Regions from separate parts of the Mus musculus genome. Here region 1 is linked to region 2. The links are chromatin loops, found by intact Hi-C in ENCODE. Cell type or tissue: left cerebral cortex. All regions are shown on one strand. Region 1 overlaps Zfr (zinc finger RNA binding protein). Region 2 has its middle 12 kb from the start of Gm34759.

Region 1 (5,000 bases), 58 kb before region 2:
AATATAACCTGTGTTTATACTGATATTGAACTCCCTAAACTGTGATTAATAACAAACTGGTATTTATCTATCCCCACCTCTCCACAGTGTTTTATCCTGTTTTTTTCATCTCTGACATGGGCATTATCATTTCTGGCAGTTCACTACCTCCCAAATGTGGAGTTGATGTGGGGGCGGGGATTGAGCCCAGGTTTATACATGCTAGGCAAGCTTCAATGGAACTACATATTCAGTCTGTGTTGGCCATAAGCACATGTCAGGTTTTCCTCTCTCCTACCATATGCTAACAGGGACTGGAGTCATCAGGCTTGGCATATCTTTTACCCACTGTGGTCTTGGTCTTCCCAGCTTGCATCTGTTTTTATTCTAAATTCAAAGTGTGAATAGCCTCAAATATGGAAAAACAAAACAAAACAAAAAACCCTACAAATCACTGCTTTTACTTTAACCAATTAAATTTAACATATTCAGGAGAATAACATACTGTTAATGATCTTAAAGCTAAGTAGGTACCAAAAGAACAAGACAATTTTATACACATGTAAGAAATTGTCAAATAACAACTTTAGCAAAACTGTACTAAAAAGTATAAGACAGGCTGGAGAGAAGGCTCCACAGTTAAGAGCACTAACTGCTCTTCCAGAGATCCTGAGTTCAAATTTTAGCAACCACACTGTGGCTCACAACCATTTGTAATGGAATCTAATGCCCTCTTCTGGTGTGTCTAAGTCCGCTACAGTGTACTTACATATAACAAATAAATAAATAAATAAATCTCTAAATATAAGTAAATAATAAAAAAAGTAAAAGTCAATGCAACTATGATTGAGCTGCTCATAATTTAAAGGAAGGCACAAGCATTCCTAATGTCCTGTGCTAAGTAGAAGCTGAATGTTGTAAGAGTGAAGCAGAAGAGTCACAAGCCCCCTCATCTGGTAGAAATGACTTCACAAAGGCTGTGTCATCTGAACTGTGCTTTGAGAGACTACCATTGAGAATGAACAGTCAAGATGCAAGAGAGTAATGTCTAAACACAAAGTGCAGCATGTACAAAGGAAGAAAGTCAGTGCTGTAGCATCAGCTCCTCCCCAGGTGGAGCTGACATAAAGGGAAGAGAGGAGGTACAGGTCAGTTATAGAGGCTTGGATGACACAGTCATTAATAGACTTTATCCTACATATAAAGGCCGGCCAGTGAAGATTTTAAAAGAGAAGGTACACTAACAAGAACACAGAGATTATTTTGAAGAGAATAAATATAGGAAAGGCACTGTATAGATAAGGAAATAGCAACAGGGAAAAGGCAACTAAAAAGAAGGAATAATGTTAGTGAAGCTCTCCCTTTAAAAAAGGGGGAAAAATCAGTCATTTTTAATGAGTATTTTGTAGTATCCTTGTAATGGGACACAATAGAAAGGGGATATCTATTAGAAGATCAGCAAGCAACCAAAATATGATTCTCAAACTCAGGTGGGATTCTGATATTGCCAGATTTTTATAGCTGCATACACTAGAATGCATGAAATTGCCTAAGGATGCTATTGCACACAGAGATGAGACACAGAACCACAATTTTAGGAATAATGCCATTTAACAAAAACATGGGTAGAGAATCAGTAAGATACCACCCCCCAAAAGCGATGGATGGACATATATGCTAGAAACTAAGATTTATTTTAGGTTTAAGGTATAGCAGTCAATTATGTCAAGTTTAAGTTAAAGCGGTCAATAGGATGAAACCAAAACTGACCAGTGGATCTGGCAGGAGCTGATTTTGTTTGTTTGTTTGTTTGTCTGTTTGCTTTTTAGTTTTTATCGTAATAGCTTATTCTAGCCTGGAGCCAAATGCAGGCTGGTGTCAAACTTTCAGCAATCCTTCTGACTCATCAGACTCCCAAGTATCGATACTACAGGTATGAGACATGCTTGGCTCTTAAGAAATGCGGTACCCGCTGAGTCTTGCAATAGGTGTCAGAAAGGGTATCTGACTGTGTATTTATTGTTTAGAGAGCAGAGAGAACAGAGGCTGCTTAGCCATTCAGTGTTTGCCTGGCACACATAAGGGTTCAATAGCCAGCAATACAATGGAAAAGAAAAACCACTCTGACAGTTAGGAGGAACACAAAGAATCAATCTTTAGTACTTGCCAACAAAGTTTATTTTGGGTGTAGATGTTTTCTTGGCAGCCATATTGGTAGGTATCGCTGACACTTTAGTGTTGGATGTACTATTAAGAGACGAGTTTCCTGTAGTTGAAAGACCTTTCACTGAAGAAGTTGCAATTGATGACGTGTTCAGAGTACAATTGCTTGCGCCAATACTTGAAGGAGAGGCAGTTGGTTTTGAAGCAGATGCAGCTGTTGAAGAAGTAGCTTGGCTAACAACATTTGGTTCCGTTGAAGGAATAGGTTTACCAAGTTTTGTGTGTAATTTAACCACCTACAAAACAAAAAGCACACCTGTCAGGAAACTCAAATGTGTTGTTGTCTTTTAAAAAGTTTGTCTGAGTAAGACTATAAAGTGAAAATCAAAACTTAATTTTCTTTGCTATGTTTTTTTCAGTTATAGACAAAACTCATTTTAACATCTGTGTTTATTGATGAAAGGACTTGTCTATAAGCAAATCAGTCTGTAGTTAATCAAGACAAATGAATGAATCCCAAATTGTAAAGCAAGTGGTTTAACTCAACTTAAAGGTCGCTAGTGTTTGTCTTTTAAGCAATGACTATTTGATGTTACCGTGATGTATGTTAACATTTAAGCAAGGTTTATAACACACTCAAAGGTTTCAAAAATGGAAGTCAAGTGTTTTCAAACCCCTGTTGAAAAGTGAAAGTAAGCAGAGTAGACATAAGGCTGTGTGTGGGTGGGAGGGGGGACCAAAACACCTACTTTCTGATGCTTAGCACCACGAATGTGGGCAGCATATGCATCTGCTCCTGTACAAGACACATCACAGAGCTCGCAACGTAGCTGATTTTGTGTCCCACGAGTTGAGTTGTTGCTGCTGCTGGTATTTTGAGAGGCTTTCAATGCGGCTTCCTTTTTTTTATGTTTCTGTCCTTCTAAGTGCTCTTTATAAGTCTGTTTTGAACAAAAAGTACAAATTTTCTTTCTATAACATTCTATTCAATTTTCAGACCTCTAACACTCATTTAAAAATGGGATCATAAGCTGACTGGCACATGCCTTTAATCTTAGTACTCAGGAGGCAGAACTGAGCTGCATTGAGTTTGAGAACAGCCTGGTCTACATGGTGAGTTCCAGGCCAGCTAGTTACATGGTGAGACCCTGTCTCAAAAAAAAAAAAAAAAAAAAAAAAACAAAAAAAAAAAAAAAAAAAAAAACAAACCAAAACCAAACGAACAGATGCCCAAAACAAAAGAAATAATCCAACAAGTGTGTGGTGCAGACCTGTAATAGAAGTGCTCAGTAGGCTGAGGAAGAGAATCATTGAGTTCAAGGCTATCCCAGGCTTTGTAATAGTATACTTACTGTCTCAAAATAAATTAAATAAAATAAAAGGGGAGAGAATGAGGAAAGCATGGATGAGATCTGCTATTTTCAAAGCACTTAAGAACAGGGGAGATTGTATGGATGATCTGTAATTCTCTGCAGGTTATTTAACAATAGTTTGCTATTTGGTACCAAGGACTGAATTCAGGGACTACATCTTTAACCTTCTAAGAACAATGTTCTTCAATATTCTATGTATGGGTACACATGCTTGAGTGTGTGTGTGCTGAAGAGTAAACAGAGCAAGCACAACCTATGTTTCTGTTTGAGAGGGTAGCCCAGCCTTTCTGTAGGCAAGGTTTTCCTGAGACCATCCAGGGAGTGAGTGCCTGGGATCTGACTATCCCTGCTTTCTGAATGAACACTAGGATTCTAAGCTCAGGCAACATGAGACATCTTTTACACATGACTTCTGGGGATCAAACTTGTGAAAGTCTGTTTGGAAAACATTACTGAGCTGTTTTGTTTTTAACCCAATAGCTTTGAATTACAAAAGTACTTTCATAAATAGACTATATATAAGATAAACTGCCCATAGTTTTAAGAACTTTTATTTTTTTTTTTTGCTTGTGTATAACACTGGACAGAAAATAATAACTTAAAAAAATCATTACACAAGTCTGATTATAGAATTAATCTGCAAAACTACTGCATGATAGTAGTTCTTTATAAAAAGTTATATTTATAAAATTTAAATTTGAAAATCTGAATGCACTTTAATATTTAATCTAGTTAAACAGATTGCTTAAGAATGAATACGAGTACATATATTTTAATACTAAGTAGGTGTCAATAATTCAGAAAACACCAAAAAAAAATATTGCAGGATTATGTATTAAAAACAAAATTAATCCGATAAATTAAAGAGTACATATAAGCCAAGCATAATGGCACACGCCTTTGATCCCAGCACCTGGGAGGAGAGGCAGGCAGATCTCTGTGAGTTTGAGGCCAGCCTGGTCTACATACACAGTGAGTTGGTGCTGTAGAGGGAAGATGAGCCAAGCACTACATAGTGAGACCCTGTGTCTGTCTGTCTTCTGTCTCAAAAGGGGGTGGAGAGATATACTGGTAGAATAGAGCTGGAAACAGAAATATGTGAAGAGTTAAATTTGACCTACTCTCCCCAAATATGCTTTTTATATGCCAAGCTGCTAAAATTTTTTTTTAAAGAAAGATTTATTTATTATTATATCTAAGTACACTGTAGCTGTCTTCAGATGCATCAGAAGAGGGCGTCAGATCTCATTATGGATGATTGTGAGCCACCATGTGGTTGCTGGGATTTGAACTCAGGACCATCAGAAGAACAGTCAGTGCTTTTAACCACTGAGCCATCTCTCCAGCCCTAAAATTTCAGAAAACAAATCAAAAGCATTCATGCCTGATACCCTCAGAGGGAAGAGGCACCACACCCCTGGAACTGTGGTTAAGTGAGTTAGCACAAAGCTCTGGAAACCCAACCCAAGGCTTCTATAAGATCAA
Region 2 (5,000 bases):
ATGGCTTGTATACCCTTGGTTCAGGGAGTGGCACTATTAGAAGGTGTGGCCCTTTTGTAGTAGGCGTGTCACTGTTGATGTGGGCTTTAAGGCCCTCATCTGAGCTGCCTGGAAGCCAGTCTTCTCCTAGCAGCCTTCAGAAGAAGATGTAGAACTCTCAGCTCCTCCTGTACCATGCCTGCCTGGATGCTGTCATGCTCTTGCCTAGATGATAATGGACTGAACCTCTGAATCTGTAAGCCAGCCTCAATTAAATTGGTCCTTATAAGAGTTGCCTTGGTCATGGTATCTGTTCACAGCAGTCAAACCTAAACTAAGACAGTTCCCTAGGGACAAAAGTCTTATATTGAAATAACAGGAACAACAATTATTATTATATTTTTATTATTAATAATTTATTATGACTACTAATTATTATAAATCAGTCAAACTGTAGGGCCCTAGGTAATAGCAGAGTGGCTCCACTTGTGGTGTTTCTCATAGGGTTTACTTGGTCAAAGGCATTTGAATGAAGCAGCAGCCAAAGCATGTGGCCTCTGACAGCAGAAATGAGGGTGATGCTACAGGGAGGACAGAATTAGTCACAGGAGGTAGGTGTCTAACTGTAACCAGAGCCATGGTGCACATCTGTTGGTGAGTAACAGTTGAAATGACATGGGGACATCATGATAAACATTGGGATAAGTCCAAGGAGGGGGCCGGAACTGTCAGGTTTCACCATAATGCAACTGTAGGCAAAACCAGCAACATTCAATGGCTCCCAACATTAATAACATGTGTGTATCCCACCTGTAAGTGTTAAGTCAGATGGCATTGTTTCCTGCTGTGGGTTCGGTTCAAGGCTGCCACACAGGTCTCCCATGTCAAGGGTGTCAGCCAAGCCATACAAACACCTTAAAAACATCTTCATCTATTAATATTCAATCGACAAACACATTGCGTAGTCAAGCCCAGTGTCCATGGATCATGAAAATGCCTCTGCCCACCCCAGAGAGACAGAGAGCCTAAAGCCTCCCATGGCAACGGCTGTGATAATTCAACTGCAAGGAGGGGGTAAGGAAAGCTGAACAGTAATCGAGTGTGCCTCGTGACTGTTCAGAGGCACAAGTGAGTTACCATGGAGACACCCTGATTGAGGAAGAGCGGCTGAACTGTGAGATCTGGGAGCTAAGACACTCCTTTATCGCTGTCGCTTTGATACGCAGTCTTGATTTTTACCCTCCAGTGTCAACTTTGAACCTCCTTGATTTTTTACCTCCAGGCTAAATTTAAGTCTTAGGAAGCTGAAGTTACAGAAAGCAGGGTGGAGAGGCTGAGCACAGAGAGAGCTTGAAGCCAGTAGCTTTAACCCAAAGAGCTATATATACAGTAATGCAGTGCAATCAGACAGCCAGGCTTGGCTTGAGAAAAGAAAGCATATTCATGCCTCACGTTTTTGTAAAATTACAGACAAAGACGTTTCCTCGTTCCGGCCTGGATGTGGATTTCAGTGTGACCCCAGGATTGCCGTGCATGGAGGCAGGTCCCAAAGCAGCCATGTCAAAGCCTGTGGGATCGATCACTCTGCGGTAGAGGACGCTAGGCACTCATTGCCCTGCAAGGCCCAGCGTCATTTTTCTAGGACCTAGTTTTAGTGAGAAAGGATTGTTACAAAAGACAAAGCCTGGCCCTGCTTGTACCTCTCTGGTTCCTTATTCTGTCACGAAGCCATCCACCACGATGTTGATCCAGAGGCGTCCTCACAAAGCCGCCTACGCTGTTGGCCGGTCAGCCTTCCAGACTCGGAATTCAATACACCCTTCTTTCTGCCACCACCCAGCTGAAGGTGTTTTTGTAAAAGAAAACAGAGGCGTATGCTTTCCATTTGCAAGCTCGGTTCTGTAGTAATTTATTTTTATATGTAAGGAGTATTTCAATACTTTCCCTGATATTGTAGGGGAAACGAGCACTGGATATAATTGATATTTCTAGCTATTAAGAATGTGTTCCTTTAGATGAAGGGGATGGTAACCCCATAGGAGGACCAACAGTCTCAACTAACCTGGACCCCTGGAGGCTCCCAGAGACTAAACCACCAACCAAAGAGCATACACAGACTGGTCTGAGATCCCCAGCATATAGACAGCAGAGGGCTATCTTATCCGGCTTCAGTTGGAAAGGATGTGCTTAATCCTGTAGAGACTTGAGACCCCAGGGCACAGGGATGCCCAGGGGTGGGGTGGGGGGAGCACCCTCTCAGAGACAAAGGGATGAAGAACTGTGGGAGGGGGAACCAGGAGGGGGGGGTGACATCTGGAATGTAATAAATAAAATAATTAATTTTAAAAAATTTAAAAAAAGAATGTTCTCCTTCAAGTTTCAAAATTGTTTAACCATTTAAAAAATTAAAAAACAAAAAACAAAGAAGGAGTTTTGTTTTGATGATCTTACTCCTTAAGTAGCCCTGGAGACAAAAGAGGACAGCTTTCAGGGTTCTGTTAAGGCCCATTAAAGGTCAAGAGAATGGAATCTCGGGGCTAGAGAGATGGCTCAATAATTAAGAGCATTTCTACTCTTCCAGAGGATCCAGGTTCAATTCCAACACCCACATGGTCGCTCACAACCGTAAAGTTCTTGGGGGTGAGGATGGGTCTAGTGCCCTCTTCTGGCCTCTGTGGGAACTGCATCAGTTCTAATGTTGGATGGAGAGATACTCTGATCTGCTGCAAAGATTAGAATACTGCAGGTTATTGTCTCCTTCCTTAAAAGTTAATTCAGTCGGGCCTGTCAGTCATCCATCCAAGAGACCACTTTTTAGAAAGCTGGTTCACCTAACGCCATGGTAAGGAGATGGAAAGAGTAACCATCCCTTTAATGAGATAATAAACGGAGCCTTCCCAGTACTCTCTCTCCCCTGCAACTGCTTGTAGATCTCCTATCATGTAAGACCACAGCCCGCCCACGTGCCTGAGTTGCTCATAAATGTGTGACTTTTCCTTTTTCTTCCATCTCTTCTTTTTATTCCAGATACTAAGCAAAACCAGAGTGTGTTCCTCTGGACATTCTGGGCTTTTCCACTCTCTTTTTTCCCCCCTTCTGAAACTTTTCTGCTCGTCTCAGCTGCTCGTCTGCCAAGTAGCTGGCTTGTGGGCCTCCATTCCTGAACCTGGCTGTTTTCTTAAAGGCATGGCTTTCTTCTTTCTTTCTTTTTCATCATCTTCCTCCTGGGAACCGCTGAGATTTACAAGTTGCCTGCCTTGTTTTTCTCTCAAATTGATAGAACTGTCTTCATTCCAAGTCTGTTTCCAAATTCTTTATTAATAGATGATTTATTATTAGTTATTAATAATAGACTTGGTTTGAATAAGTATGGCCCCCATAGACTCTTGCGTTTGAATGGTTGGCCCATAGGGAGTGGCACTATTAGGAGGTGTGGCCTTGTTGGAATGGGTGTGGCCTTGGTGGAGGAAGTGTGTCACTGCGGGGGCAGTCTCTGAGGTCTCACAGGCTCAAGCTACACTCAGTGTGGCACACAGTCTCCTGCTGCTGCCTGCAGTTCAAGGTGTAATAGAACTTTCAGTGCCTTCTCCGGCATCACGTCTGGCTGCATGCTGCCATGTCCTCCTCCATGACAGCAATGGACTAAACTGTAACTGTTTTCCTTTGTGTGAGTTACTGTGGTCAGTGTGCCTCACGCTGGAACTAGAACCCCCATTAAGACAGACTAAGAACCCAAGGAGCGAATGCCAGTTTCCCTGGCAACGTCCTGTGTGGCCTTGAACTTATGATCCTCCAGCCGTCAGCCTCCGTACTGACTAGGATTATGGGCCTGTGCCATTGGACCTGGCTCAGGGCTAGATTTTGAAGAAAGTCATGGTAGAGTTTTATGACTTTAGGAAGGAAGACAAGGGTGGCATGGTTGTGAAAGGAGCCAGACACAAGGGACAAATGTACACACCTCCTCATGTAAAGTATGGCAGAAAGTTGAGGTGAGTGTGCTTGCTCTAACTGAGAACCCATTTTCTCCCACCCTGGACATCTTCAGTACACTGTTTCTCAGGCTTTCTGACCCCTGGACTTAGAGCAGCATCCCACATTCTCCCTCTTATGGCTGAGAGAAGACAGACAGACAGACAGACAGACAGACAGACAGACAGACAGACAGACAGACAGGAAATTAAGGGGGATGGAGGAAGGAGCCCTTTACTGCAGAATCTGGTTCAAGGTTCTCTCCAGCTGAGAGTCAGGAATTCCATCAAATGAACAAAACTTGCCGTGAAGCTAGTCGACACTGAGACAACATCCGCTTTAGAGAGATTTCAAATGAGAAGGTTAACGTAGCAGTGGGCAGGGGTGAAGGCCTAAGAGCTTGCGATCTTTGAGTGTGATTTTGTTCTTCTCCCAGACATAAACCTGCGATCTTCTGGAACCCTGGAAACAAGGTTAAAAACTTTGTTTATGGGGAGGGGGAAGGGTATATTTTGACTCTGTTGAAAGTCCTCATGTTCTATGGTTTTACCTTGTCAGCTGTAATCATATCCTGCACACCGCAGGGACCTTCTGTGAGCTCATTTGTGTCCCTTAGTAACCCTTCAAGATGTGGTTTCAGAGGCCCTCGTGTGTGTGTGTGTGTGTGTGTGTGTGTGTGTGTGTGTGTGTGTGAGGCTATTGGAGAACCCTTAAGCATGACTGACTCTCTGGAGAAGCCCACGCCCACACTGTGTGCATGGCGTTGTTTCCCTAAGTGCTTCGCCTTCTGTGGTCTTGCCCTGAAATTCTTTCCTGCAGAGACTCAGGCTTCCTTGAATGGAAGTCTCAGAAACGAACTCTCTACGATGCTGCTGCATGCAACCACCCTGATCCCACTGATGACTCCCGTTTCTACCTCACCATGTTTCTAAGTACACAATGTGTATTAATATAAAAGATGTATTATTACCAGAGACCGAGATGGTGGCAAACAAGAGGGGGAAGATAGCCAGAAAAAGCCCTTGTGTCTAGTTCCATTAGGGAGTGGCCAC

Evidence for each region. Hi-C counts contacts between places; a loop is a spot of excess contacts. Peaks named below come from ENCODE experiments on the same cell type or tissue, not always from the same donor. Only the 100,000 strongest peaks of a DNase experiment are listed, where the experiment ranks them.
Region 1: a loop joins it to region 2, with 2.0 times the contacts of the local background. A loop is called at or near these places in 2 of 42 quality-filtered maps.

What each region holds. Positions count from the first base shown.
Region 1 is chr15:12,147,611-12,152,610 of GRCm38, reverse strand. It overlaps Zfr (zinc finger RNA binding protein), which reads right to left. Exons shown (of 20, transcript NM_011767.2): 7 at 2,892-3,083; 8 at 2,147-2,438. Among named protein-coding and RNA genes, the nearest start is that of Mir1898, 21 kb to the left of the region's middle. In left cerebral cortex, no CTCF peak of the experiment used is centred here; a DNase peak (open chromatin) is centred at 2,929.
Region 2 is chr15:12,089,934-12,094,933 of GRCm38, reverse strand. No RefSeq gene overlaps it. Among named protein-coding and RNA genes, the nearest start is that of Gm34759, 12 kb to the right of the region's middle. In left cerebral cortex, a CTCF peak has its summit at 2,645 (motif pointing left); DNase peaks (open chromatin) are centred at 1,381, 1,693, 2,671, 2,965 and 2 more places; H3K27ac peaks cover 2,521 bases.